Regions from separate parts of the Homo sapiens genome. Here all the other regions are linked to region 1. The links are chromatin contacts, found by Hi-C or POLR2A ChIA-PET in ENCODE. All regions are on one chromosome and are shown on one strand. Each heading gives the region's core, a stretch centred on a gene start or an enhancer-like site at or near the end of the contact. The rest is flanking DNA. Distances are from core to core; before and after follow the strand shown.

Region 1 (4,711 bases), core at 1,861-4,360:
GAGCCGAGATCAAGCCACTGCACTCCAGCCTGGGCAACAAGGGCAAAACTCCATCTCAAAAAAAAAGGTGTGACACATACATAGTACTTCATTAAACATACAAATATATATTATAGTTCCTAATCTTCATCACTTACATGAGCTACAAATATCATCCCAATTTGTCATCTCTGTTTTAACCTTGTTTACAACATCTTTTGTCTTACAGCTTTTCATTTTTAAATAGGCAAACCTGCCAACTGTACTTTTACGGCTTCTGACAGCCTCAGAAGAACATTCCCTACCCCAAAATTATAAAAATAATCTTGTATATATTCTTCTCAAAACTTTATACTTTTTTTAAGGCTTGGATTTTTAATCTATCTGGAATGTATTTTTAAATACTGAGTGAGTCACTTTTCTCCACATGACTGTCAATTGTTTCAACATAATTTGTTAAACCCATTCTTTCTTCCCTAATGTGACACAACAGTTTAGCATATACCAAGTTCTCATAATAGGGGGGCAGGACTATTTTGTTGCATTAATCTAGTCATCTCTTCCTGTGCCAGTACCATACTGCTTATAGCACTTTACTGTACCTTTATTATAGCACCAAATGCAAATCTATCAACACACTGACTCCTCCAAATGAACTTTAGAATCATTTTGTGAAGTTTCAAAAAAAAAAAAAATACTGTCCCAGAGACAGTAATGGCTGAGGAAAAACAAAAACAAAAAACTGCCTCTTATGGAAATTGCAGTGAATTTATGCTTATTTGGGGAAACTGACATCTTTACAGAATGAAGATTGACCGACCATTTGGGAATATGGTACCTCTTCATTTATGCTAGGCTTTTTGAATTTTTTGTCCAGCAGTAAGCATTTATAGTTTTTTCTATATATTTCTTGTTAACTTTATTCCAAGGTACTTTAAGCTTTTGTTGTCAATGTAAGTGAAAAACATTTTTTTTTCCATTCTTTTTTCCCCATATTTTCTAACTGGTGGTTACTGTTATAAAGGAAAGCTTTGGATCCTATATATGGTGACTTTGCTATACTCTTATCCTAAGAGATTCCCAGTGTAAGGTTTCTAAAAACAAAGCTAATGAGGTGTCTCTATGCTGTCTCTAGGATCAAGTTTAACCTCTTTTTATGGAACACAACCCTGCCCGATCTTGCCCCTATTCTCCACCCTAACCAGCATCCCCCAACATAAACTGTACTTTCCAGGCCAACATTCTTTCTTTCTTTCTTTTTTTTTTTTTTTTTTGAGACGGAGTTTTGTTTTGTCTTCCAGGCTGGAGTGCAAAGGCGCGATCTCGGCTCACTGCAACCTCCGCCTCCCAGGTTCAAGCGATTCTCCTGCCTCAGCCTCCAGAATAGCTAGGATTACAGGCGCATGCCACCACGCCCGGCTAATTTTTGTATTTTCAGTAGAGAAGGGTTTAGCCATGTTAGTTAGCCAGGCTGATCTCCAACTCCGACCTCAAGTGATCCGCCCGCCTCGGCCTCCCAAAATGCTGGGATTACAGGCATGAGCCACCGCGCCCAGCCCCAGGCAACATATTTTCTTAAGGCAGCTTTAACAGGCCATGCATTTCCACATTTCCACACCTTTGCATATGCTGTTCACTCTGCTCCAAATTCCCTTCCCTGTTTCTCTCCCGCACTTCACCTTCCTTTTAACTTTTTCTTCAAACTCAGCTCACGTGTCTTGCTTAGGGAGGGCTTCCCCGACCTCCTCCTATCCCAGACTGGGTAAGGTACTCCTGGTCTAGCAGCATCCTTCTGTTTACCTTATTCTTGTAGCTCTAGCACCACTAAAACGTTTTTCCTGTAAATAACATAGGTGCATTTTTAAATGAAACCGTGAACAAGAAATCACCCTAATTCCGTCGGCAATTTATTTTAGTATTTCAGTAGAGTTGCTTTTTTAAACTAAGGTTTGGAAGTCTAGCTTCCAGCTGCAGGTTTGTGAGCATCCTGAAATTCAGTTCTTCCACCGATGCGTCAAAAGACGCGACAGAACAGTGGACCTCGAAGCCAGGACCTAGGTAAGGGCAGGGCCTAGCTCTAGCTCTGCCACCCATAAATTCACATCCACCCTGTGCCTGGGACTCAGCTTAGCCACACACACCGGCCCCACCCCTCCGGGGTCTCTTTCACCTGTCACCCGCCATTAACCCCGTCAGCTTCTCTCCAATGACACCCCAGGGTTGTCCTACAGGGCCACCGAAGCCTGAAGCTCCTGTGAGTGGGGCCGATAAGAGGCCATTTTGAAAAGTCCTCAGCATGGGCTTCGCCTTTAGATCCACGTCGTTTCTCCTTTCTAACCCGAGATGTGTCCCTTGGGTGCGAAGCGACACCAGCGATTCTCTCGGAGGCCCCGGTGGCTCACCCCCACGACTCCCCGGGGAGGCGGTCCCCATCCCTAGGGAAACCCGGCCCGCCCAGCCTTTGTTGCAGAAACCGCACACGGAGCCATATTTGCTTTCAGCCAAAGGCAGACGTGGTCGGAGGAGTCGGAAGGGCAGGGGCGGACCCGAAACCCGCCGTGCGCCCCACTTCTCCATCGCGCTCCTTCCTGGACTCTGAGGAAGAGAAAATGCGCTCGACCACCTAAGGACCGCGTCTCCACCTTCCACCTTCCCAATCATCTGCAGCTTCCCAATCTGCAGCAAGGTGTCACAAGGGCTTCTCCGCAGCTATGATTTCTAACACCATGCCCCGGGCCAGGAGCCTCAGGGTGCCCGTTCGGGAAAATGGGAGCCGAATCAGGATCACCCCATGCGCCCCCGCACCCTTCCCCCGCCGGTTCCAACGCCCGGGCGCCCCTAGACCGGGGGGGGGGTTCTGAGGTGGACTTCCTGCGCCTCCTCGCAGCTTCCCTCCAACTCCACTAAACGGGCACAGAGACGCCACCGCTGTCCCAGAGGCAGTCGGCTACCGGTCCCCGCTCCCGAGCTCCGCCAGAGCGCGCGAGGGCCTCCAGCGGCCGCCCCTCCCCCACAGCAGGGGCGGGGTCCCGCGCCCACCGGAAGGAGCGGGCTCGGGGCGGGCGGCGCTGATTGGCCGGGGCGGGCCTGACGCCGACGCGGCTATAAGAGACCACAAGCGACCCGCAGGGCCAGACGTTCTTCGCCGAGAGTCGTCGGGGTTTCCTGCTTCAACAGTGCTTGGACGGAACCCGGCGCTCGTTCCCCACCCCGGCCGGCCGCCCATAGCCAGCCCTCCGTCACCTCTTCACCGCACCCTCGGACTGCCCCAAGGCCCCCGCCGCCGCTCCAGCGCCGCGCAGCCACCGCCGCCGCCGCCGCCTCTCCTTAGTCGCCGCCATGACGACCGCGTCCACCTCGCAGGTGCGCCAGAACTACCACCAGGACTCAGAGGCCGCCATCAACCGCCAGATCAACCTGGAGCTCTACGCCTCCTACGTTTACCTGTCCATGGTGAGCGCGGGCGGGCCTAAGCGGTGGCGGGGGCCGGGCGCGGTTCCCGGGGCGCGCGCTGGGGCGGGCCGGGGGTGTGGCCACCCGCGGGCTCTCCCGCCTCCCTGCGCCCTTCTGGAAAATGGAGGCTGCTCGAGGTTTCCGAGGACTTCTCTGGCGCAGAAAGTCGGGGCAGCTGGTTCTTCTCGGCTGTACCCTGAGAATGCTCCCTCCTAGGCCAGGGCCGCCTCTGCACACCCTTCTTTTTTAAGGAGACCTTGGTGTCCTGAAATCCTGGGGTTGCAAGACTGCCAGCCTGTGTGATCAATCCTGCGGTTAGGAAGGTGGAGTTTTGCTTTCCCATCTTTTCCTCTGCCTCCGGCATTTGGCCCTAAATGCCAGCGTTTTTTGCTTAGGTATCCAGCTCCCGTCCGCCTGTGTGTGGCGGAGCTGCTGGGTAACGGTGTCGAATAGCAAACCTTGGGGGCTGGCGGGAGGTGGCTTATCTTGTGGGTAGATCCCTCTCGAGCAGCCGTATCCACCTCTCGGCTCTGCTTATCTCTAAGTCCCACTTGCTTTGAAGCATATCTCTAGGAATCGCCCCTTCTGCAGTCACCGAAGTGTCACCTGACCTTGCGCCTAGGGGACCTAATTTATCTTTTATGTATCTTACTGTAAGAGGTGTGGAGTTTGGCCTACTAATTGAACCCCCAGTTCTTGGATAAAGTCCACCGACAGTTACTGGGCAAGAAATTTTTCAGTGATCAGTGGAATCAGTTTTCCCAAATCTTGGTCTTAGGCAGTGTCGTGGGAGTCTTCCTTAGAATTGCCTTGTGATTGTCCAAACTATCCCAAGAATAAATGTGTTCCAAATGGATTTGAAAACAGGCCTGTATTTCTGTGACTGTCACTGCCTTTCACAAACACTTGACTACATCAAATGTCTAAAACTGAAAATCAAATTTTTGTGATATAACTATTATAAAAGTATGTTTACATCAACATACTGTCCACATTTGCCACCTTGCATGGGGGTTTTTAATTTGTGTGTGTGTGTGAGAGACAGAGTCTCGCTCTGTCGCCCAGGCTGGAGTGCAGTGGCGCGATCTCGGCTCACTGCAGCCTCCGCCTCCTGGGTTCAAGTGATTCTCTTACCTCAGGCTCCTGAGTAGCTGGAATTACAGGCGCACGCCACCACGCCCAGCTATTTTTTTTTATTTTTAGTAGAGACGGGGTTTCACCATGTTGACCAGGATGGTCTCGATCTGCTGACCTCGTGATCCGCCTGCCTCGGCCTCCC
Region 2 (4,711 bases), core at 559-3,058, 910 kb before region 1:
AAAACCAGACCGGTCAACATGTTGAAAATTGTCTCTACTAAAAATAAAAAAATTATCTGGGTGTGGTGGCACACGGCTGTAGTACCAGCTACTCAGGAGGCTGAGGCACGAGAATCGCTTGAACCCTGGGGGAGGAGGCTGCAGTAAGCTGAGATCGTTCCACTGCACTGCAGCCTGGGTGACAAGAGTGAGACTCCATCTCAAAAAAAAAAAAAGATATTGGAAGGCAGAAAGTTTATAGTGCAGAGAAGTGGCCCCTGTGTTCCCCACTCCCAAAGTGAACCTTTTTAAACATGTGTCTATATCGAGTCGTAAAACAATATTTGGGATTCCCCCCCCCCAAAAAAACCTACTGTTTTACAAGTTTAAAACCACTGGTTTAGTAAATATCTATATTTTGCAAATAAGGGCACTGAAGCCCAGAAGTTAAATGACCTGCTCAAGATTCCACAGCCAAGTAGAAAGCCCCCAGACGACTGGACAAATCCATTTTAGGCTGAAGACTAACAAATCTCCCCTCTACCTGCCCTAGGAAAACTCAGAGCCAGTTAGCAGGAAACCAGACAAAAGTTCTAGCCTACTTTTCCTCTGGCCAAGTCCTTTCTAGCTGTTTCCTTGGGAACCCCAGGATACCCACTCTTTTTTTTAGCCGATTGCAAGAGACTGTCAAAATCTTCCTTGGAGCCAAAATTGGGGTCGATCTGCAGCAAGTCAGTCTGAGCGACATCATCCTTCTGGTTCTTGTGAATTGGACCCAGCACAAGGCCCTTCACCTTCAGAGAGCTCAGGTAATCGAGACGCCCCTTCAGACCTGAAATGGGGGCTGGGTTAACAAGTGAGGCCCCTCTGAGAGGCCCCTGACCTCCCCACCCTCCCTTCTCCCAGCGCCTAAGGGTGGGACGGGGAGGGGGCAAAGGGGGAGAGAGGGAGGCAAGGCTGAATCACGAGACTCAGAGGAGCTGATGTAAGGAGTCCTGCACATTACTTCAGAAACCGGTTGCAACTGGCTTCTGGCGCCGCGGGGAAGGAGGACGCTGAGTCACCCACCCTCGTGACGGAGTGAGGGGCGGGTCGGCTTTCTTCAAAGAAAGGAGGGAAGGACAATGTGCCGGGGAGGGGGTGGGGGAAGGGGGAACAGTCGTCGGTACGGGATGGAGGGAAGAACCATCTAGATCCGTCTGGGGACAGGGGAGGGGGTCGGTGCAAGCCACCAGATTCAACCGGAGGTACCCGGGACGGGGGCGCGCTGCACTCACCCGCCAGGTTGCCCGCGCCGTGGCCCTGGAAGGCCTGAAGGTCGCCGATGCGGTAGAGGGCGCCCGTGTGCCACCACTTCTGCGCCGGTAGCTCGCGACAACGCGGCGCTCGCACGATTATGACCACGGCACCAGCAAGCATGCCGAGCCAGCCGAGCCAGAAGAGCAGCAGCAGTGCCCAGCGGGTGCGTACCCAGCCGGGGCTGCCTGCCACCTTCAGCAGCTCCTCCTTGGACAGGCCCGTGAACTTAGCCGCGGCTGCCGCCTCCGCCTCGTCTTCCGCCACCTTGATCTTCACCAGACCATTCTTCTCGGCTCCCGCCAGGGACATGGCCGCCCCAGACGCCGCGTTCATCGGCTGCTTCTCGGGCTCTAACTCATTCAGCTCCACCTCCTTCATATCCACCTCGGTGTCCTGGCTCATGGTGCCTGCAGAACCGGCGACACGACGCAGCTTGCGGTCAGATGGTGGCTCAACCCCTACCTGGACCCTCGGACCCAGAACGCTCTCCCCGGCCTCTGTGCCTCCGCGCAGTTTCGGCTACTGCATCTGCTCAGCAGCAGGCGCGGCCTCTGGGAAGGGGCAGCGGAGCCCCGCCCCGGCCCGCCCCTTAAGGTGGAACCTCGGGGACTGCCCCAGCCGTGGGCGGCTCAGGGTAGTAAAGTCAGGAACACGCCTCCGACAGTACTTCCTGCATGGTCCAATTTCTCATCTCCAACCTGTCTAACCCTAAAGTTCTTTTCAACCTGATTCTGGGAAGGCCTGGCACGGAGCCACCTTTAAGTGGACTAGGCCTGTGATCCTGCCCCAAATCCCGAGGCCCCTCCAGTGTCCTTTAGGCCTTACCGCCCCCAAACGCCCCTCTTCTTCCATTCCGGCAGGCTAGTGACTACCCCAACACCATCCTCCATTTGCCCCTGGTTCACGGCTCCGGCCGCCGTCTGGTTTTCCCAACTTTGCATGGCTACTTGCACTCTCAGAGGCAGCCAGTCACAACTTCTGCCTTTTCCCCCACCAAGGCTTGCCCTCTCAGGCCTCTGGGACTTGGCGCTAGACCTCTGCTAGACCTCTGCTTCCGTGCACGGCTTACTCCCACTCGTTTTTCAAGACTCATCTTGAATTCATTTCAAGAAATTCCTCATGCAGCAACTATTTATTGTGTACTCACTACAATACTTTGCTTTGTTAACTTTATTGAATTTAACACTAATCCAGCCTTCTTCACAGTACTTTAAAATGAATGGTTTGGGCAGGAAGGTTGAGGTAGACACCCCCCTTCTTATCCTACCCCACCCCCAGCTGCTAGCACCTGGATGTTTGGCAGCTAGGAATCAGACATCCAGAAGAGACTGATAGGGCTGTAATGAACATAACAGAGCTAGGTCTCAGAGGCATCCACCTTTTTTGTGGAATAGACCAGAAGATGCCATGGCCAGACTCTTACCCACCTTGCAGGAACTCCCACAGTTATCCCCAAACTCCCCCAAGGTCCTGTCTCCCTATCACTTCACTATGTTAGGCCTTGGAGGCAGCTGGTACTGCAGAGGCTTTGAAGAAGCCTAGAATTCCCTCCACAGGGTCCTTGGATTGAAGTGGGGCAGAGACAGGGTTCACAGCAGGGAACTACCGGACATCAACACCGTGGGGTGCCAACACTCTCAGGAACTCCTTGTTCCTAAACAGTGCCAGTTGGGCTACTTTCAGAGAGGAGCTGGAGGAAATCGGTTCTTTCTCCCTTTCCCACCTAGGCTGGAAGCCAAGATTGCTGTGTATTTGGAAGAAAGCAAAAGCCAAGATCTGAAGTAATAGCATAGAGAAAAGGGTCACCCTCTGCTAGTCCCCTCTGCAACCCCAGGCATCCAACCCCATCCCCACCCTAGGAACAAGGGGTGCACGGGGCAGCCCCTGGGAGAAGGCAAGCAAGTGGGTTCAGACCAGTGCTCAAAGATAATAAGAGATCCAAGGTGCCCTGCATGTGCCAGATAAGAAGTGCCAACCAGAGGTTCTGAATGGACTATATCTCGAGCACAAAAGCTCAAGGCTGGGCGCAGTGTGACTCATGCCTGTCACCTAGCCCTTTAGGAGGCCAAGGAGGGAGGATTCCTTGAGGCCAGGAGTTTAAGACCAGACGGGGCAACATAGTGAGACTCCATTTCTAAATAAATAAAAAAATAAATTTTAAAATTATCTGGGCCTGGCTGGGTGTGGTGGCTCACACCTGTAATCCCACCTACTAATCCCTGTAATCCCACTTCTCATGCTGTGGCATGAGAATCGCTTGAACCCAGGAGGTAGAGGTTGCAGTGAGCCAAGAATGGGCCACTGCACTCCAGTCTGGGTGATAGAGCAAGACTCTGCCTCAAAAAAACTAACAGGCCAGGTGTGGTGGCTGACACCTGTAATCCCAGCACTTTGGGAGGCTGAGGGTGGCGGATAACTTGAGGTCAGGAGTTCGTGACCAGCCTGGCCAACATGGTGAAACCCCATCTCTACTAAAAATACAAAAATTAACTGGACATAGTAGCACACGCCTGTAGTCCCAGACTTGGAGGGGTGAGGCATGAGAATCGCTTGAACCCGAGAGGCAGAGGTTGCAGTGAGCCAAGATTGCGCGGCTGCACTCCAGCCTGGGTGACAGAGTGAGACTCTGTCTCAAAAAAGAAAAAAAAAGGCCAGGCGTGGTGTCTCACACCTGTAATACCAGCACTTTGGGAGGCCGAGGCAGGTGGATCAAGAGGTCAGGAGACCGAGACCATCCTGGCTAACACAGTGAAACCCCGTCTCTACTAAAAATGCAAAAAAAAAAAAAAAAAATCAGCCAGGCGTGGTGGCGGGTGCCTGTAGTCCCAGCTACTTAGGAGGCTGAGGCAGGAGAATGACGTGAACCTGGGAGGCGGAGCTTGCAGTGAGCCAAAATCGCGCCACTGCACTCCAGCCTGGGATACAGAGCAAGACTCCGTCTCAAAAAAAAAAAAAATTATCATCTGTAATTGGTGATGTGCCCCTGGAGTCCCATGAGATGCCAACACTCAAGGGAAGCAAAAGCAGGAGGATCACTTGAGTCCAGGAGTTTGTGAGGCTGCAGTGAGCCATGGTGGCACCACTGCATACCAGCCTAGGAGACAGAGCGAGACCCTGTCTCTAAAAATAAGTAAGAACAAGGTTGAGAACTGTGGGGTCAGAAGCTGTCTTTGAGATGGTCCAACATGACACAGTATCTCACTCACAGATCCTCATGGCTCCAAATGGCTGAAGTCAATTCCTTTTGTTTTTTGTTTTTTTTTTTTTGAGACAGGGTCTCACACTGTCACCCAGCATGGAGTGCAGTGGCGCGATCTCAGCTCACTGCAACCTGTGCCTCTCAGGTTCAAGCGATTCTTCTTCCTGAGCCTCCCCAGTAGTTGAGATTATAGGAGGCGTGCACCGCCACACCCGGCTAATTTTGTATTTTTAG
Region 3 (4,711 bases), core at 1,234-3,733, 810 kb after region 1:
TGTCCCACCTTCCAACATGGTACTAATCAGTGAAGAGATTGCTGGATATAAACTCAAGCTAATCCATCAATAGTGTTTCCTAATTATTTTCCTTCAGAAATGAAACACATGCAGAGTTAAAAATCACATAGCAGCTGGGCGTGGTGGCTCACGCCTGTAATCTCAGCACTTTGGGAGGCCGAGGTGGGTGGATCACCTGAGGTCAGGAGTTCGAGATCAGCCTGGCAACATGGTGAAACCCTGTCTCTACTAAAAATACAAAGACTAGCCGGGTGTGGTGGTAGGCGCCTGTAATCCCAGCTACTTGGGACGCTCAGGCAGGACAATCACCTGAACCCAGGAGGCGGAGGTTGCAGTGAGCAGAGATCACACCATTGCACTCCAGCCTGGGCAACAAGAGAGAAACTCCGTCTCAAAAAAAAAAAAAAATCACATAGCACAAAAAGGCTTATGACAAAAAATTAAGGTCATCTGCCCTGGCCCTCCCTAACCCTCAGAAACAATTTCAACCTAGCTTTCAAACAGGTGCTGTCAATGGGAGTCACTCTGACATTCTGTACCAAGTGAAATGTTTGCAAAACCAACATGCCCCCGCTCAAAGGAGTCACCAGTGTCTCAGAAGGGTCAGCAGCTGACCTTCTTCATGGACCCCTTCTGTTATAAGAAGGAGTTTTGACAAATTCAGTTTGACAGAGTTTAATTGAGCAAATAATGATTTGTGAATCAGTCAGCCCCCAGAACCAGAATAGGTTCAGAGTGACTCTGAGGCTGCCAGGTGGTTGGATAACATTTAGGGATAGAAAACGGAAAGCAGGTTGGGCGTGGTGGCTCATGCCTGTAATTCCAACACTTTGGGAAGCCGAGGCTGGAGGATTGCTTGAGTCCAGGAGTTCCAGACCAGCCTGGGCAACATAGCGAATCTCCATTTCTATTAAAAAATAATCATTAAAATTTAAAAATAAGAAAAGAAAAAGGAAATAGATGTCCAGAAAACAGAAGCGAGGTACAGAAACAGTTGGACCAGTTATGTAAGCGCAGAACCAGCCCCATCTGGTTCAACTTTGTGTAATAAAGTGGTGAGTTGTTTTTTCAGTTGCCATGATCCCAGGTTGCAAGTTATGTAACCTGAGCGTGCCCAGAAGAACCAAGCATGCAACCACAGGCGCAACCTAAATGCTCAGACCAAAGAACCGGAACAGAATTAAGAAGTAGATACATGGTATAAGCCATGATCTAATCAGATTGAGCCATGGCATCATCCCATGGCAAGATCCAGTCAGATCATTGCTTATTGCAAGATTCAATCAGATCACTGCTCATTACCCTCTGCCTATAACACCTGTCACAGCCCCTGGCTTGGGGAGACAGATTTGAGCATGTCTCCTTCCCAGTTGACTTGCAACAAATCTTTCCCTCTACAAAAACCTGATACTTCGGTGTTTGGCTTTCTGAGGGCAAAGGGATCCAGTTTGGTTCCCTACCAATGACAGATTGACATTTGCCTTATTGGAACAAGGTTTGAACAGGTGGCTGCCTGTGATTGGCTGAAACTCTGTGATTGGTATGAGTAGGATCCAGTTCACTATGTACGGAGAAACCTTTAGGACAAACTTAAGATACGCCAGGAGACAACTTTAGGCTAAACTGGACACTTCTCCCCTTTTGGTCAACCTCTTGATTTTGAGAGGTTGGAAACTTTAGACATTGACATCAGTTACCATTGTAAATAGACTTATTTGGTCTCAAATTCCCCTGGGAAATAGCAGAGCAGTGGGTTTCATAGGTGGGAAAGGGAACAGAATAGAAAAAAAAAAAAAAACACCTGATTAGTTAACATCAGGTCACTTCAGATTCCTTTTTTTAAGGGTTAGAGCAGAGGGGGCTTCCTTATTATGCTGGACTCTCCTGTTTCCAGGGGGGAAGGGAGGAGATGGGGAATACTGGTAATTCTGTAGAATGAATGGGTGGGGGAAAGAGATTAACTAGTAAATGGAAATGAGTGTGTGGTGGCCTTGGGGCTCCTCAGTCTGAGCTCAGCCCATCTGGGGCTCCTCCTAGGTTCTGGGCTTCCATCTGCTTCCCCCTCCTTTTGGGTCCCTCTGAGAAGCCTCCCAAGATCGAGCTGTGTACAGAGCGAGTCCTCGCTGGCCACTCGGAAGGCGGCGGACGTCCGCGCCGGCGCACTAGCCCAGAGCGGCCTGGTCTCCGCCCAGTGGGCGGGGCCTCTTACCGGGGGCGGGGCCGAGGCGTGCGGCGAGCGCTGGAGGGGTCTCGTGGGCGCTCCCGTGGTTGTGGCCCGGGCGGCCGCGAGCGTGTGTGTGTGGCACGATGTCGTGGTAACTCAGAGGCGCGCGAGGCGGGGCGGCCAACGGGGTCGCGGGGCGAGCACGCGCGCCACTGGGGCGCCGGACGTTGCAAGGGGGTCACATCCGGTAGGGGGCGGGCCTGGCGGACCCCGGAAGTGTGGGCGCGGCTGCGGTTTAACCCGCGGTGGCGGCGGCGACGGCGGCCCTGGCAGGTGAGCGGAGACTGGGGAGGGTCCCGGCTCTGCCGCAGGCGGGCGGGGCAGAGGACGACGGTGGGGGCGGCGCCGGCCGTGGCTCCCGGAGCGCCCCCGCCTGCCCGCCTCATCCTGGCAGAGGCCGGTGATTGGGCACGAGGGGCGCGTGACTCTCGCCGGGGGCCGGCGCCCCTGCCCCTCGCGGTGGGAGGGAGGGAGGGAGAGCGCGAGGCGCCGCCCCGGCTCCCCGGCGGGTCGCACCTCCAGTTCCGCCCCACCACTCACCGCCACCCTCCTTTCTGCGTCTCTGCAGGCCCTCGTCCCATATGTGAGCATCTTGCGGTCACAATTCTGATGACATTAGAGCCAATTAGCCCATTGTATAGATGGGGAAGCTGAGGCCTAAGAGTAGGGTCCGACTTGCCAGAGGGCACGCGGGAGACGAGTGGCAGAGGGGAGGTTGGAGGGACTTTGCTCTGTGACTTACTGGCTTGTGCCCTTTCTCCAGGGCATTGAGAGATGGGAGTTTCAGCTTTGGCTTTGTTCAGGACTCAGACTTGGACCTCCCAGCATCACTGAACATTTCTTACCCCGGGACCCTCTGGGCGCAAAGGGCACTGATGTATACATACCCATTATATGCCTGGTTCCTCTTCATTTCCTCCTCAGCCGATGAGGCGATTTCCCACTTTACGGATGGGAGAAGGAGTTAACTGGAGGTGTTTTGTGAGTTACTGGCAGAGTGGACTCTACAACCTGGGGTTTTAGTCGCTGAGCTGAGGCAGTGCTTTCCCAGCTACACCTTGTCTGGGCTCACTTACCCTGGGAATGTCAGTCTTCAGCTCCAGAAACTTCCCACTCATTTCCCTTCGCTCCAGCGGTACCTCAGTTCTCTTGCTGCCTAAGGCCTTTTCCACCCTCTTTATTGGCTCCAGGAGTCCCATTTCCTACTAATGCACCAAGATGCTGCCACCAGACTCTCAGTTCTGTGACTTTTGGCCTTAGAGCTGGAGGTGGTGGTGACCGAGGAACTGGGGAAAGAAAGACTCTTACTTTGTTGTCCAAAGCTGCAACCCTGCAGACACCTGAACTCTGTAGTTCCGGGTGGGATCGGGGACTGTTGCAATGAAAATACTGGACGCTAAACTGAGTCTTTGTTCTTTGCGGTCATAGTGCCCAGAAAAGCCTTTTACCTAGATTATCTTGGAAATGTGGTTCCGTGCCTTTGTAATTTCCATTAAGTAGAACATTTTCATTGTAGACTTTCTGAGCAGTTTCTGGCCGCTGTTTTGCAGGTAGCAATAGCTGTGATTTGTTGCTTGGCTTCATATGCTGGGCACTGTTCTAGGGCTTTCTGAACATACCGAATTTTGCGAACATGTCCAAATAGGTGATGATCCCGTTTTACAGATGAAGTGAGTTGCGGAGATGTTAGATAACCTGGCTAGTGTCACACAGCCAGTAAGTGGCCAAGTTTGGATTTTTTTTTTTTTTTTTTTTTTTTTTTGAGACGGAGTCTTGATCTGTCGCCCAGGCTGGAGTGAAGTGGTGTGATCTCAGCTCACTGCAACCTCCGCCCCCTGGTTCAAGCGATTCTCCTGCCTCAGCCTCCCAAGTAGCTGGGATTATAGGTGCCCACCACCACGCCCGGCTAATTTTTGTATTTTTTATTTATTTATTTATTTATTTTTTTTTGAGACGGAGTCTCGCTCTGTCGCCCAGGCTGGAGTGCAGTGGCGGGATCTCGGCTCACTGCAAGCAATTTTTGTATTTTTTAGTAGAGACGGGGTTTCACCATGTTGGCCAGGCTGGTCTCGAACTCCTGAGCTCAGGTGATCCACCCGCTTTGGCCTCCCAAAGTGCTAGGATTACAGGTGTGAGCCACTGCGTCTGGCCACAAGTGAGATTTGTAACCCATCAGTCTTATTTCGAAGTTAATGTGCTTTTAACTCTGTGATACTGCCTCTCAGACCGTTTAGTTTCCCAAAGGTGCTGGACCTTAAGAATAATTTCTGATGCTTGTTAAAAATACAGAGCTCCACCTCTAGAGATTCTTGGGCTATTGTCTGGAGGAGGGCCCAGAAATCTATTAACAAATGCACTGGGTGATTCTTACGGTAAGGCAAGTTTGGGAAACACTGCCTTTAAGAACTTTGTAGATTTGCTGGGCCACTGGTAGCTTGGAAGTGACATTATTCCTGAGGATTCTTG
Region 4 (4,711 bases), core at 714-3,213, 650 kb before region 1:
CATATCTTTCAGCCCACTGGGAAAGAGATAGCCCTGGGTCTCTCCTCCCGCATCAATGACCCCTCCAAGCCCCTCCAGTGCTGTTTGCAGGTACCGCAGGCCAAGGAGCACCAGAGCCTGTGGGGGAAGCAAGGGGAAAGAGTCAGGGAGAGTCAGCGGTTCCAAGAGGCCCAGGGTTGGAGGCAGGGAGGAGTCCCGGGTGGGAGGAGGTGTCAGATGCTTTGCTGACTCACCTGCAGTAGGAAGGTGACAGCCAGCATGCTACCCAGTGTGCCTGCCAAGTCCTGCAAGTGCTCCAGCAGCACCTCATGGCACCCTTGGGCCCAGAGGTTTTGGTTGGGTTGTCGGGGATCGAACAGGGGGTGGGCGTAGGAGTCTGAAAGACGGTTTTGCAGGCAAGGCCGGGGTGAGTGGGGGTTGCAACAGGAGAAAGGGACCCCATCAGTCAGGTATAGGCCTTCTACATTGCTCTGGATCCGGCTGCAAAGGGAGGGACAGAGGGGTTAGGATGTCTGGAGATAGAGGCCTGGGGGAGGGACTGAAGGGCACAGGTGTTCAGAAGGGAAAAAGAATAGTAAAACATTTACTGACTGCTGTACTATGTGCCAGCCAAGCATAATTCACATCTTCACAACAACTCTATCAGATAAGTACTATTATTTCCATTTTACAGGTGAAGGAATGGGCCCAGGGTGGTTTGGTAACATGCCCTGGGTTTCACAGCTAATAAATGGCAGAGCTGTAACCAGTCTCTCAGCCACTATGTTCTACTTATTGCCCCTCTGAGCGAGGTGGGGATTCAAGGCAGCAGGAGGGAGCCTGTCCAGGGAGGAGGAGGAGGAGGAAGGGAGACGCAAATCACTCACTCAGCCACATCCCGGTCACCGGGATCCAGGTAACGGCTGCTGACCCACTGGACCCCAAACCAATCCTTGTACCCGTGGCGCCCGCAGCAGTGGTACCTCAGTTGCAGCTCATCCACCAGCCTTTTGGCCTGACAGTGCCCAGGCACCTCTGTGTCCTTGTAGTGAGCCAAGGCAGTCACCAGGCCCTCCTCCAGCGCCTCATCCAGACTCCCAGGCAAAGCCAGGGCTAGCCCGAGGCCGACGACCAGGAGCCCCCCCCCACCAGCCGTGCCAGCCACCAGCAGCGGGCCCAGGACCCCTCGCCAGGGAGGGTATAGAGCTGCATTCAGACTTGCCCGGCTGGCTCCTACACCCACTAGTCCTGTGCCCAGAGCCACCGCGCCCGCTGCCAGGGCAGCCTGGGGCAGGACAGGGAACTGACAGGAGGGAGCCAGGAAGGTGCCAAGGTGCCTTAGCTGGACCAGGAGGTGCCCACTACAGAGGAGGATGACGCCACCAGCCAGCGCCAGCAGCCAGGAGAGGAGCCAGAGCCCTTGTGCCAGGCGGATGCGGGGCTGCAGGGGCAGCACCAGGGGCAACACCGGCGCCATCTCCCATCTCTGCCCAAGGGAATGCAGAGGTGTCAGGGATGGAAGCTGGCTGGGGCAGGATGCTGAGTCAGCCCGGCCCGGCTTGAGCTGGGCTAATGCCACCCTGACCCCAATACCCTGAGCATCCTCCCATCCTCAGCCCTAATAACCCGCCCCCCTGTCAGCCCCAATACAAGATGCCTTGGCCTTGCCCCTTACGAGAAACTCCGCCCCTAGGCCGAGGGCCCGTTTTGTGACCCCGCCCCTGCCCCTCGCGGAAGTGGTGGGGTTGGTCCGCTCAACCCTGAGGGGTTAGGGGCTGGGGGGCGGAGATATCGGGGCGGGCGCTCCCTTCCCCGTCCCCTGGGAATCCGGGGGCGGGGATCCGGGAAGGGCCTGGAGCCGGAGGCCGGGAGTAGGCCAGGGGGTCAGCCGGCTAGCCCCGCCCCCGTACTGAGCGGCGAGGCCCGGACAGGGAGGGGTTACCAAGCGGCCCGGCCCCCCCTCGGGCCCGCCCCCCCTCCCGCGCTTCCTGGCGGCTCCGCGTCCGGCGCCTGTTTGTGCTGCGGCGCTGTGGCACCGGACGGCCCTGCCACCCCACCCCCGGGAGCCGAGAGCGGCCCCGGGAGAGTCCGAGGGCCCGGGGGGGTCTGGAGACTGCGGCCCCGGGCCCACAGCGCCCCCTCCAGGCCCCTTCCCCGCGCCCGACAGCGCCCCCTCGGGGTGGTGGTACGGCGCCCTTCGCGCGCGCCCCGGGGTGCTTCCCCTTCCCCTCTCCCCGGCCGTGGCCCCCGCGGCTTAGACGCCTCCTCCGCCGCCGCCGCTCGGAGCAACCCGGGGGCCGGATGGACGGGGCCGCGGGGCCCGGTGAGTACGGGGCGGGGCGGGCGGCGTGCCCCTTCCCGGAGCGCCCGGCTCGTCGGGTTATGCCAGAGCTGGACGGCTGTCTGGAGGCGTCCCCGCGTGCTCCTCCGCCCCAGGGGCTCCGAGCATCCTCCACAGTTCCTCCGGTCGCCCTCCCTAGTTGCTTGGGTCTTGCTGTCACTTCGGGCTTCCCCAGCGTCATTCTACGCCCCACGTAACTCCGGGCCCCTCGATGTTTCCCTGCCCCCTGCGTTACTCCGGGCCTCTTCTCGTGGTATTTCAGGTCTTTTTCCTTCTGATCCCCACTGCCCCCTGAGACCTTCACTGTGACTCTGCTCACCACTCACACTCTCTCCTGTCACTCTGGATCTCTTTTCTTGTACTCTGGGTCCTCAGTATGACTCCATTCCCGCACCCCGTTCTCTCTCCTGGTGTTCCCCCGGCTCAGTTACTCAGCTTTCGCTGGAGACCTGAGCTTGCTGGGGGCGCGTGGGGAGGGCTGCGGTCCCTGCCCTCACCAGTGCGGCGCCTCTCTCTGTGGCTCCCACGTTCCTCGGCAGTACTCCATATTTCCCCCCCGGTACTCCATGGTACTCCCAGTCTTTGCGGAGGCTGAGACGGCAGCAGGAAGGGAGCTTTGCCAGGTTTCTCGCCTGCCCTGCCAGAAGGAGGCCCTTGATCCTTTACCACCGTCTCCTCCCCTCTGGACGAGCATTCAAGCCTGGGGCTGCCTGAAAGGGGCAGTCCTACCGGACACATGTAAAGTTGTGGGGAGACAGAATCCCCTCTACGCTTTCTTCAGGTGATGGGTACATTCTGAGTACCTCTTGCCCTTTTCCCAGGTGACGGCCCTGCTCGGGAGGCCCTCCAGTCTCTGAGCCAGCGGCTTCGGGTGCAGGAGCAGGAGATGGAACTGGTAAAGGCAGCCCTGGCAGAAGCCCTTCGCCTGCTGCGGCTGCAGGTGCCCCCTTCCTCCCTGCAGGGCTCTGGCACACCAGCTCCTCCGGGGGACAGGTATGCATGTCATCACACCCCATTTTTCCTCCTCCTTGGGGCCTCTGGGGCTTCAGGTTAATTCAACATCTCTCCAGCAGTCTTGCAGCCCCCCCAGGACTGCCACCCACGTGCACCCCTTCCTTGGTGAGCCGAGGCACCCAGACGGAGACAGAGGTGGAGCTCAAGTCATCCCCTGGACCCCCTGGCCTGAGCAATGGACCCCCAGCCCCTCAGGGGGCCAGCGAAGAGCCTAGCGGGACCCAATCTGAAGGAGGGGGCAGCAGCAGCAGTGGTGCTGGCTCCCCTGGCCCCCCGGGGATCCTCAGGCCCTTGCAGCCCCCACAGCGTGCTGACACGTAGGTGTCCTGTGGCCCTGTGGCGGAAGCTGGGAGGGGTGGTAGGATTGCAGAGTACAGTTGGAGGGAATGACCTTCACTATGCCCCCACCAGGCCGCGAAGAAATTCTTCCTCCTCCTCATCCCCCTCAGAGCGGCCTCGGCAGAAGCTCTCCAGGAAGGCAATCTCCTCCGCCAACCTGTTAGTGCGGTCCGGGAGCACAGAGAGGTGGGTGAGGCTTCCCCTCAACCCACCCCGCCCCAGGCGCAGGCTCTCGACTTTCCATATCCCTCACCTCACATCCCTGGTTGGGGTGGGGGGACCTGATTGCCCAACAGGAATAAAGAAACAAACACTTCTGGGGCGCCTGCTGTGTACCGGGCACTGTGCTAAACCCTCGACCTCCTCCATCTCAGTCAGTCCCCACAACATCCTTGGGGGTTAGGTGGTCTCATGCTGCTCATTGCACAGGTGAGGAAGCAGGCTCAGAGAGGGTAAGTCATTTGCCTGGGGTCACACAGCTAGAGTCAGGATTTGAACCTAACTCTTCCTGACTCCAGTTCCCCTACCCTTTCCACTACATCACAGCACACCTTCTGCGATCCCAAGAGGCTTTTCTAGAAGCTTCCATGGCTTTCATGGACGGCTGTCCCTAGAGCTTCAGCCCTCTTTCCGCTGGATCTACCAAGTACCAATCTATTAATACTTACTTCTAGAGGGCAAGAGGACATCCTAGTGGCCGGATGTAGTTGCCTCAGAGTATGTACGGGCCCCAGGACACCCGGATGTTCATTCTAGCCCTGTCCTTGGCCTGTGCTTTATTCTCTGAAGAGACAGTATCACTTTACTGTTATCTAACGACAGGAATCTCTGGAGAGATGTGGACTTTCTTGCTTGCCTCCCGGATCCCTGAGAGGCGGAGCTGGTGTACATTCTCGACTCCCTTTGGTCCCATTTTACGGATGGGGAAATGAAAAGGTCAATAGCGGGGCCTAGTGGCGCGCACGTGTAATCCCAGCTACTGGGGAGGCTAAGGCAGGAGAATTGCTTGAACCCAGGAGGCGGAGGTTGCAGTGAGCT
Region 5 (4,711 bases), core at 908-3,407, 620 kb before region 1:
ATGGAGGACAGACTGCAGGAACTTGGCCCATGTGGGAACCTAGCCTGTTTTGGGGGGTAGGACCCACAGATGTCTTGGACAGTTTTGGGGGGAGGGTTTTTTAATTTTTTAAAAATTTTGCCTCCCTTTGTGAAAGGGGATGGGGAGGGGAAGAGTAAACAGATAACAGGTGGTGGTACCTGGTTGGGGGAGGGGGGCGTGCACTGCCATGTCTTTTTTTTTTTTTTTTTTTTTTTTTTTCCTAATTGGGGGTTTCTCTTTCTGTCCGGTGTCCGGACTTTCCTAATTGGAGTTTGAGGCCCCTAAGCTGGCATCAACCCCAGGCCACGCTCGCTCTTTCCTTCCCTCCCCTCCCCCTCTGCCTTTTGTACGCCAGTTCTCAGAAATAAAGATCTTTTGTCCGTTTTTTTAACCTCGGATTCTGTAATTGGTTCTTATAGTAACAAATAAAAAGCTGTTTTCTTCAGCTTCTCCTGGCTCAGCTGTTCTTTGCCATGGGTGTGTGTTGTGTGTGTGTTGGGGGTGTCTTTGAGAGGGAAAATAAAGGACAAAGGACAACAAAGGAGGTACAGATGGTTCTTGCCCTGGGAACAGCTTTATGAGATAGGCAGCCTGGACCCAGGCGGCTTGCTCCAGCTAGGCTTCTTGTGGGACCCAAACTGCTCCCCAGCTCCCAGTGGTGCTGGAGCTCAAGAACCATCTTGGCCCAGATTCATTCAAAGGAGTTGAGATGAGCTTTCTGGATGACTGGTGGCCTCCATAGGAAAGGGGAATGGGGGTGTTTCTTCCTCTGTTTCCCACCTCTTACTCCCCTCTCCCTTTTGTTTAAGGAATTCTGGAAGTTGCTAGCAGCCAGGGTAACATGTATACCCCCTTGGGGGTGGTGGTGGGGTTATAGGAGGATCCCCTCACCTAGCTGTGTGGTGTATTTGGCAGACGAGAATTCTACCACTGAACCACCCTAGCACCTCTGGGTGTATGTGTACAGCCTGCTGCTTCAGGATCCTCAAGGCCAGTCTCGATGATATCCCGATCCACTGTAGCACTGTTTCCTGCCTTAAAGGTTTGGGACACTGAGATTAGATGCCTGAGCTGGGCCCATTAGAAGGAACACCTTAGGATAGAGAACAAGAAGTTCAGCCTGCTGTGTGCTCCTTGGGCACTTCCTTTAGAGATGGGAAACGGCCTCAACAGTTGTGACTTGTTCAAGGTCAAAGACCTTGGTGTCTGCCTTAGGTCCACTGCTCTTTGCGCCATTCAAAGCTGTGGGCTGATAACCACAGCACAAGCTGCTGAGCCCATCTGATAGTTCTCTCCACCTCGTTATGGTCCCTGTCCCTAGGGCATCCCCAGCTCCCCGTAGTCCCTCCCTGTCCTGAGCCTACACCTCGGCGGCGTTGGGATGAACTGACAATTATACCAGGAGGGGGTTGACAGCATTCGCCCCCTCCAGTGTCTAAACTCAGTTACTGGCACTCGGTTTTGTCTTGTCGCACTGCTCTGAGGTGCGCCAGTAGCTCTGGCGCCTCCGGCGTACACCACGCAGCCCACTACTGCGGAAGGAATGGGCCTGGCTCCAGGACCTCGTGGAGTCCGGAAGGTGCCCGGTGGTGGCAGAGCTCCCCAACCAGGGCTAGAAGCCGTCGCAGAACACCCGTTTTGCGGGAGGACAGGGGGCGGAGGGAGGGAGTAACAGCCCTGAAAAGGTTGGAAGTCCAGGGACAGCCCTGGGCTCCGTGGGGCAAAGAATTGGAAGCCGCCGATCCTCCGCCTTTATTCGTCGGGTAAATAAGGGTCGAGGGTACAGACGCACGGGTGTCTACTGCGGGGTGAAGGAGCTGCCGCAAGATGCCACCCGGCGCCGGCCTTTGTGGCTGCTGTCATGAATATTCACGATGCTTTGGGCCAATCAACGTCTGAACAGCTTAAAGCACACCAATCGGCTTACCGCATGCAGATAAGCATCGTAACGCGCCGCTTTTCCTGAAACGGGCGGGGACTGGACAGCGGCTAGAAACGGAACCCAGAGTCGAAGGAGCTTGGTTTCCGGAGGAGTGTGTCCGCGCAATTGAACGACTTTATGTCACTTCCTATCGGATCGGCGGAAGTTGCTTCCGAGCGCGTTGAGCTTTGGCGAAGTGGGTTCCGGTGGTGGCAGAGGTGCTTGTGTTTTTGTCGGTACAGGAGAGTCGCTATGGCGGCGGTGGATTCGGATGTCGAATCGCTGCCGCGTGGGGGGTTCCGCTGCTGCCTCTGCCACGTTACTACAGCCAACCGTAAGCGGTGGCTAGTGAGGGACCCGGGGGTGGTTGCGGGCTTTCGTCTTTTGATCCTGGCGAAAGTTAGGGTTATAGGTAGTCAGTCGTTCTTGTCAAGTTGATTGGTAGGGTCTCTCACCTCCGTTTTTCTCTGCAAGTCCGAGGGGATTTGGAGAGTCGGGAAAGTTCCACCACATTACACTCCTCAGTATATGAAATCTCCACAACGCAAGTTTAATTGTTTTATTACTTCTTTAACCATCATCTATTGGACATATGCTCTGTGCCTGGTATTCTGCTGATCTTTAGGGTGGGGGAGGGGGGTTCAGAGATGAAGGAGCTCACCGTCTAGAGAATGAGAAAGTTTCAATGCTTTATAGATATGTTCGGAGAACTGTGGGACCACAGAGAATTAGTAACTAAATCAGAGAAGCCCTACAGAGGACCTACTCAAAGGAGGGGATGGATGAAATAGGTGTGGCATGAATGACTAGACCATAAGGTACCAGTGAGGAAGAGACAGAAGATGGGTTTGGAAAAATAGACAAGGTTCTTGTATGACACACAAGGGGTTCACTGTAACTTCAAATTCCACTTTTTTTTTTTTTTTGAGACAAGGTCTTGCTCTGTCACCCAGGCTGCAGTGCGGTGGTGTGATCTTGGCTCACTGCAGCCTCAACCTCCCGGGCTCAAACCATACCCCTGGCTAGCCTCCCAAGTAGTTGAGTCTACAGGTGTGCACCACCATACTTGGCTAATTTCTTTTTTCTTTTTTTTTTTTTTTTGAGACAGAGTCTCACTCTGTCACCCAGGCTGGAGTGCAGTGGCACGATCTTGGCTCACTGCAAGCTCCACCTCCTGGGTTCACCCCATTCTCCTGCCTCAGCCTCCCGTGTAGCCGGGACTACAGGCACCCGCCACCACGCCCGGCTAATTTTTTGTATTTTTTAGTAGAGACGAGGTTTCACCATGTTAGTCAGGATGGTCTCGATCTCCTGACCTCGTGACCCGCCCGCCTCGGCCTCCCAAAGTGCCGGGATTACAGGCCTGAGCCACCGCGCCCGGCCTACTTGGCAAATTTTTTAGTTTTTTGTAGAGATGGGTTTTCACCATGTTGCCTAGGCTGGTCTCCAATTCCTGGCCTCAAGCGATCTTCCCATCTTGGCCTCCCAAAGTGCTGGGATTACAGGCGTGAGCCAATGTGCCCAGCCCTACTTTTGAAGTCTGGAATCACAGTGTTCCCTAAACAGGGTTTACTTCCATTCTTCCTTTTCACTGTGAATGGCACTATCACTGTTCATCCAGTAAGCCAAGCCAGAAACCTAGGAGTCTTCTTTGGCCCCACATTTACTTTGGTGACATCAAGCAGCTAACTCAATAAAATAATAGCAACGGTTAGTTTTTCAACATTTACCGTGTACCAGACTCTCTCTGCCAAGTGATATATCTGAATAATACCTGTGTGTGAGGTGCTAGATACTGATATTTCCATTTTATATCTGAGGAAGTTGATGCACAGTGAGGCTTCATAACTTGACCAAGGTCTCACACAGGTTGACAGAGCTGGGATTTGAACTTGGGCAATGTAATTTCAGATCCTGCCTTTGACATCACTATATTATACCATGTCCAAAGATGATCCACAAAGTATTCCATGATCCAAATTTTTTTAGTTCTTGTGTAGATGACCTGGATAAGTTACCTGTTAATTTGTTTCCAACTCTACCTAGCACAAATAGGTGGTTTAAGAAATACTTTACTATCACACTGTTCTTTAAGTAAAAATAAACAAAATACTTGTAGTGTAGCCAGTTCTCCTGGGAACCCTCGTCTCTACTAAAAATACAAAAATTAGCCGGGTGTGGTGACACACGCCTGTAGTCCCACCTACTCACGAGGCTGAGGCAGGAGAATTTCTTGAACCTGGGAGGCAGACGTTGCAGTGAGTGGAGACTGCGCCACTGAACTCCAGCGGGGGCGACAGTGAGACTCTGTTTAAAAAAAATAAATTAAAAAAAAAAGAATGTACTATTTAGACAAATGTATAAGAGAGGAAGGTGAAAGGAGCCAGGACTTTGTTTATTCAAAGGTCACAGTTTCTGTGGCTTGGAAGGATCAGTAAGATTTAGGTATGCAGAGAGCAAAGGCAGACACGTCGAAGAGTGCTTTGCATGTTTTTGTCTCACACTTGTCTTTGCAGGACCCAGCCTTGATGCCCACTTGGGAGGCAGAAAGCACCGGCACCTGGTAGAACTACGAGCTGCGAGAAAGGCCCAGGGACTTCGAAGTGTGTTTGTCAGTGGCTTTCCCAGGGATGTGGATTCTGCTCAGCTCTCTGAGTACTTCCTAGCATTTGGACCTGTGGCCAGTGTTGTCATGGACAAGGACAAGGTAAAGTGAATGGCTCTCGGGTTAAAGAATGAATCAGTGCTGGGCGCGATGGCTCACGCCTG
Region 6 (4,711 bases), core at 669-3,168, 540 kb after region 1:
CGGTGAAATCTCGTCTCTACTAAAAATACAAAAAATTAGCCAGGCGTGGTGGGGGGCGCCTGTAGTCCCAGCTACTCCTAAACCAGGAGATTGGCGTGAACCCAGGAGGTGGAGCTTGCAGTGAGTCGAGATCATGCCACTGCACTCCAACCTGGGCGACAGAGCGAGACTCTGTCTCAAGAAAATAACATAACATAACATAACCTCCCCAACCAAAAGACATGAAGTGGCTGAATATAATGAATTAAAAAAAAGATTCAACTATATGCCGCACAAGAGACATTTTATTAAAATCTGGAAATCAATGGCAAAAGAAAAGGTGGAAAATTCACAAATATGTGGAAATTAAACAACACACTCTTGAACAATCAATGAGTCAAAGAAGACATCAAAAGGAAAATTAGAAAATATCTTGAGACACGCCGGGAATGGTGGATCACACCAGTAATCCCAGCACTTTTTGGAAAGCTGAGGCAGGAGGATCACTTGAGGCCAGGAGTTTGAGACCAGCCTGGGCAACATAGTGAGAACCTGTCTCTACGAAAAAAAGAAAAAAGAAGGGAAACAACAGGCCGGGCGCGGTGGCTCACGCCTGTAATCTCAGCACTTTGGGAGGCCGAGAAGGACGGATCACCTTAAGTCTGGAGTTCGAGACCTGCCTGGCCAACAAGGTGAAACCCCATCTCTACAAAAATACAAAAATTAGCCAGGCATGATGGCGATGCCTGTAATCCCAGCTACCTGGGAGGCTGAGGCGGAAGAATCGCTTGAACCCGGTAGGTGGAGGTTGCAGTGAGCCAAGTTCGTGCCATTGCACTCCAGCCTGGGCGACAAGAGCAAAACTCCGTCTCAAAAAAAAAAAAGGAAAACAACAAAAAACAAACAAAAAGGAAATATCCTGAGACAAACTAAAACCCAACATATACAAAATTATGAGATGCGACAAAAGCTGTACTAAGAAGGAAGTTTATAGTGTAAACGCCTACATCAAAAAAGAATAAAGATCGAGTCCCTGGGTCTGCAGGAAAAAAAAAAAAGAATAAAGATAGGGATGGGGGTAGGAGGGGAAGATAGAGGCAAAGTTAGTTACTTTATAACAGCAGGCTAGGAAAAAAGAATAATAAGTTCCAGTGTTCTATTACATATTAGAGTGACTACAGCTAATAACACTGTACTGTATATGTCAAGATGCTAGAAAAAGATCTTGAAAAGTTATTACCGTAAATAAATGATAAAGATTTGAGGTGATGGACATGCTAACTACGCTGATTTGATTATTCGATGTACACATGTATTAAAACATTATACTGTACCCCCATAAACACGTACAATTATATGTCAATTATAAACAAACAAAAAGCTGAAGATACTATGTGAAACCACGAAAAGCATTAAAGACTAAAGAACGGGGAGAAGGGGAGCCCAGGGAAGTTGGGCTAATCCCGCCTGGGACGTAGGTGAGAGGCGAATTGGGTCTTGGACGATGACTGATCGTTTAAGCAGATATTTCCAGACCGGCACACAGTAGGCTCACCAAAGAATGGAAGCGACCTTTATTTCCTGAGTTGCAGGATCGGCCTCTCCCTGGGCCTGCCCTTGCCCTGCGCTATCGGGCAGACGAACTCTCCCCAAGATAGAGACCACAGAGGAAGACAAAGGGTAATCCCCGCTGCCGCCCGCCCCGGACGCTAGAACGTTCTCTCTCCTCACCAGCGACGAAGTCGAGAACACTGTAGACACCGCCATTTTCCCCACCTGCACCGGAAACCGGCTGCGCGGGCACTTCCGGGAACTCCTAGCCGCCCGGCCAGCCGACCACGGCAGCCACGGAGGAGCTGAGCCGGAAGGTGCGTCCCTGCGCATGCCGGAAGTGGCGGTGCGTGTGACGCCGGCGGCGGGGGGGGCGGGACCTGGGGCGGAGAGCGGTTCGCGCGCTTCGGGCCTAGTCCGGACTCGCCGCCGCCGCCGCCATATTCCCGGTAACGGGGGCGCGCGGTCGGGGGCAGGTTGGGCCGGAAGAGGGGTCCGGGCCGGCACTGAGGCGGGAAGGGGGTCGGTTGAGATGGGACGGCCGGAGTCTGCGGGCGGAGGGAGTCGCGGGCCTTTTGAGGGAGGAGGCAGAGCGCGCCGGGCCGGGTTTGTCGGGAGGGAGCGGGGCGGGCCTAGCTGGGGGCGAAGAGTAGGCCTGGGTTGGGGGCAGAGGCGGCTGGAGCTGCTTGACACCTGGGGGCTCTGGCCGGAGCCGCCTTGGGGGCTAGGCAGGTGCAGCGGATAGGGGCTGCGGGCTTCGCCGCGGTCATTCTTCGCAACGCCGTCCTAGGGCCACTAGGACCCGAGGGTGGGACTTTTCCGTCGCGCCATAGGCAGCTGCGGCGCAGACGCGGCGCTACCCGGGTCGGGCCCGAGGGTGATGGGCAGCGACCCCCGGCGGCCTGGGAGAGCGGTGGGCGGCGCGAGGCCGGGGGCGGGGCGGAGCGGGTGGGGCCGAGCTGGGGCCGCCAGGATGCTGCGTCTCTGGAGATGGGAGGTTAGCAATCATTACCCTCTTCCCAGCCCAGGACCCTCGTGCCTTCTAATTCTTGCATTTTTCCGAATCCCGCAGTGGCATCTTCCTTACTTTGTCCATCCTCCGGACTCGCGATCTTCCTTCCGGAGCCATGTCAGAAGGAGTGGACTTGATTGATATATATGCTGACGAGGAGTTCAACCAGGTGAGGTGTCATCAGGAGCTTTGGGATTTTCCTTGATCATCTGAGGAATCATTTTCAGCAAACTGGCAGTGGTTTCAAGCTGTACCAGTCCTAGGCTTGAACACGCGTCTATCCGGTCTAAAATTTTTCTCCTGCAGAAACTTTAAAGACTACACTCCATTCCTCTTTATGTTAATTTGAAGCTCCAGGCTTAATTTTAAAGGCTTTGATTTAAGAGCAAATAAAAAGCAGGTGTAATAGAATGGTGAATCAACCTGTGGAATTTACTCCCCAGGAAGCCAAAGGTGGGTGTCAGACTAACCACACTTAAAAATCAAAAGTACATTTGCTACGGTATTCATGAGGACAGTGTTGATACCGGTTCCTTTACATTCTCAACCTGCAGCTGGAGAAGTGTAGTCCCCTCCATCGTGACAGTGCAAAAGCAAAGTAGAAAAGATGACTTTAACATTTAGTTTCAACTCCATTCCAATTAAGTTTTACTTCCTTTTATAAGTAGGTTGACTCCAGTCATGAGAAGTCCACAGGCATTTTGGTATAATAAATTGTATTGGTTACCTTTAGTCTTTCTAGAGGGAATAAAAGAGTAAAGACGTTAGACAAACCAGTTAGAAAACTGATAATAGACCCATGCACATACCCTCAGTTGGATTTGTTTTTATTGTACCAGGGAACATTATACAGAAATTTATCTAGAGCTGGGCAAGGTGGCTCTTGACTGTAATCTCAGCTGCTCTGGAGCCTGAGATGGGAAGATTACTTAAGACCAGAAGTTCAATACCAGCCAGGGCAACATACCAAGACCCAGTCTACAAAAATGTAAAAAAAAACAACAACGAGATATGGTGGCTTGTGCCTGTAGTCCCATCTACTCTGGAGAGTGAGGCAAGAGGTACTCCCTGAGCCCAGGAATTCAAGGCTGCAGTGAGCCATGATTGGGCCGCTGCACTCTATCCTGGGCAACAGAACAAGACCCTGACTCTTAAAAACACAAGAAAAATTCTCTCAAAGAAATAATCTTCCATGCAGTTAAGTTTTTCAGTCTTGAGGTCAATTCTCAAGAATGTTCCAAAATTTCTATTGAAAACGTACTAATATCTTGCCTGGGTTATTTTCAGCACCATTCTATGTAAGTAAGCTGGCTCTTCCCATTTGCATCTTCCAGTGGGTACACATAAGGACCTGGTAAGAGCATGTATTGAATGGGTTAGAAAGGGAAAGTTCCCTGGTTTGACCCTGACTTTGATATGAGGCAACAGAAGAGGCGGATACATGCCATTTATTTTTCACTTGGCATAAGTTTACATGAAAATCTATTTTTTGATGTATTATGGTTTTATAACATGGAAATTATAAACCATACACAAAAGCAGAATAATGTAATGACCTTGTACCCATTATACAGCTTCACCAATTATACTTTTTAATGGCAGGTTTCTTGTCTCTGTTGTGGTTAACTGTGGTCCTTTAAATATAGCTGCTGATTATCTTAAATAGATGAATTTTCCTTTTTTTTTTTTTTTTTTCTTGAGACAGAGTCTCTCTCTGTCACCCAGGCTGGAGTGCAGTGGCGCGATCTCGGCTCACTGCAACCTCTGCCTCCCAGGTTAAAGTGATTCTCCTGCCTCAGCCTCCTGAGTAGCTGGGACTACAGGCGTGGGTCACCTCACCTGGCTAATTTTTGTAATTTTAGTAGAGACGGGGTTTCACCATGTTGGCCAGGTTGGTCTCGAATGCCTGACCTTGTGATCCGCCCGCCTTAGCCTCCCAAAGTTGGGATTACAGGCGTGAGCCACCGTGCATGGCGAAAAAATTTTTTAGTTTTAAATAAGTCCAATAATTATGGATAAAAGAGAAAAGTTCTAGATGTTAATTTAGTTACAAAATCATTGTTTTCCTGAGTTTTCCATATTCATTTGAATCAGACTTTTAATACCTTAAAAAAAAAAACACACAGTCTTGCTGTGTTGCCTAGGCTGGTCTCTCAACTCCTGAGCTCA

What was found. A loop is a pair of places that touch in the nucleus more often than their neighbours do. ChIA-PET counts read pairs that join two places held with the same protein, here RNA polymerase II (POLR2A). Pooled maps may share reads with other maps.
Region 2: a map of gastrocnemius medialis shows a loop between it and region 1 (15-fold over the local background). The contact joins the promoter of SLC3A2 here to the promoter of FTH1 in region 1. A Hi-C loop is called at or near these places in 2 of 168 maps with a recorded cell type or tissue (chondrocyte and gastrocnemius medialis) and 9 of 50 pooled maps. POLR2A ChIA-PET finds 5 or more read pairs at or near these places in 5 of 52 experiments (CD4-positive, alpha-beta T cell, MCF 10A, OCI-LY7 and 2 more).
Region 3: a map of heart right ventricle shows a loop between it and region 1 (7-fold over the local background). The contact joins the promoter of VPS37C here to the promoter of FTH1 in region 1. A Hi-C loop is called at or near these places in 2 of 168 maps with a recorded cell type or tissue (heart right ventricle and naive thymus-derived CD4-positive, alpha-beta T cell), 2 of 37 single-sample maps with no recorded cell type and 16 of 50 pooled maps. POLR2A ChIA-PET finds 5 or more read pairs at or near these places in 1 of 52 experiments (AG04450).
Region 4: a map with no recorded cell type shows a loop between it and region 1 (6-fold over the local background). The contact joins the promoter of EML3 here to the promoter of FTH1 in region 1. A Hi-C loop is called at or near these places in 1 of 37 single-sample maps with no recorded cell type and 5 of 50 pooled maps. POLR2A ChIA-PET finds 5 or more read pairs at or near these places in 2 of 52 experiments (AG04450 and activated CD8-positive, alpha-beta T cell).
Region 5: a loop to region 1 is called in a map of psoas muscle, with 4 times the contacts of the local background. The contact joins the promoter of TUT1 here to the promoter of FTH1 in region 1. A Hi-C loop is called at or near these places in 1 of 168 maps with a recorded cell type or tissue (psoas muscle) and 6 of 50 pooled maps. POLR2A ChIA-PET finds 5 or more read pairs at or near these places in 5 of 52 experiments (BJ, CD4-positive, alpha-beta T cell, HepG2 and 2 more).
Region 6: a loop to region 1 is called in a pooled map, with 30 times the contacts of the local background. The contact joins the promoter of CPSF7 here to the promoter of FTH1 in region 1. A Hi-C loop is called at or near these places in 11 of 50 pooled maps. POLR2A ChIA-PET finds 5 or more read pairs at or near these places in 2 of 52 experiments (CD4-positive, alpha-beta T cell and naive thymus-derived CD8-positive, alpha-beta T cell).

What each region holds. Positions count from the first base shown.
Region 1 is chr11:61,966,033-61,970,743 of GRCh38, reverse strand. FTH1 (ferritin heavy chain 1) reads left to right here and starts at 3,110. Exons shown (of 4, transcript NM_002032.3): 1 at 3,110-3,432. The coding sequence starts at 3,319. LOC399900 (a long non-coding RNA gene) reads right to left here and starts at 3,450. Exons shown (of 1, transcript NR_187560.1): 1 at 1,865-3,450. RefSeq lists enhancers at 2,004-2,053, 2,174-2,243 and silencers at 2,764-3,113, 3,384-3,583.
Region 2 is chr11:62,877,993-62,882,703 of GRCh38, reverse strand. It overlaps SLC3A2 (solute carrier family 3 member 2), which reads right to left and starts at 1,808. Exons shown (of 9, transcript NM_001013251.3): 1 at 1,257-1,808; 2 at 638-811. The coding sequence starts at 1,680. RefSeq lists enhancers at 817-1,096, 333-1,532, 1,517-1,786, 1,176-2,067, 2,437-2,486.
Region 3 is chr11:61,159,198-61,163,908 of GRCh38, reverse strand. VPS37C (VPS37C subunit of ESCRT-I) reads left to right here and starts at 2,483. Exons shown (of 5, transcript NM_017966.5): 1 at 2,483-2,518. RefSeq lists enhancers at 1,894-2,033, 2,044-2,093, 1,834-2,426, 2,427-3,020 and a silencer at 2,084-2,843.
Region 4 is chr11:62,610,027-62,614,737 of GRCh38, reverse strand. It overlaps EML3 (EMAP like 3), which reads left to right and starts at 1,963. Exons shown (of 22, transcript NM_153265.3): 1 at 1,963-2,302; 2 at 3,142-3,313; 3 at 3,394-3,651; 4 at 3,746-3,859. The coding sequence starts at 2,281. It overlaps ROM1 (retinal outer segment membrane protein 1), which reads right to left and starts at 1,481. Exons shown (of 3, transcript NM_000327.4): 1 at 867-1,481; 2 at 234-480; 3 at 1-117. The coding sequence starts at 1,456. RefSeq lists enhancers at 1,487-1,546, 2,320-2,879, 2,880-3,438 and a silencer at 1,597-2,476.
Region 5 is chr11:62,588,969-62,593,679 of GRCh38, reverse strand. It overlaps TUT1 (terminal uridylyl transferase 1, U6 snRNA-specific), which reads left to right and starts at 2,157. Exons shown (of 9, transcript NM_022830.3): 1 at 2,157-2,276; 2 at 4,459-4,649. The coding sequence starts at 2,195. It overlaps MTA2 (metastasis associated 1 family member 2), which reads left to right. Exons shown (of 18, transcript NM_004739.4): 18 at 1-466. RefSeq lists enhancers at 2,006-2,235, 1,652-2,347.
Region 6 is chr11:61,427,182-61,431,892 of GRCh38, reverse strand. It overlaps CPSF7 (cleavage and polyadenylation specific factor 7), which reads left to right and starts at 1,918. Exons shown (of 10, transcript NM_001142565.3): 1 at 1,918-1,979; 2 at 2,603-2,711. The coding sequence starts at 2,658. SDHAF2 (succinate dehydrogenase complex assembly factor 2) reads right to left here and starts at 1,769. Exons shown (of 4, transcript NM_017841.4): 1 at 1,711-1,769. The coding sequence starts at 1,746. RefSeq lists enhancers at 1,639-1,698, 2,055-2,703 and silencers at 1,645-1,980, 1,839-2,008, 2,119-2,548.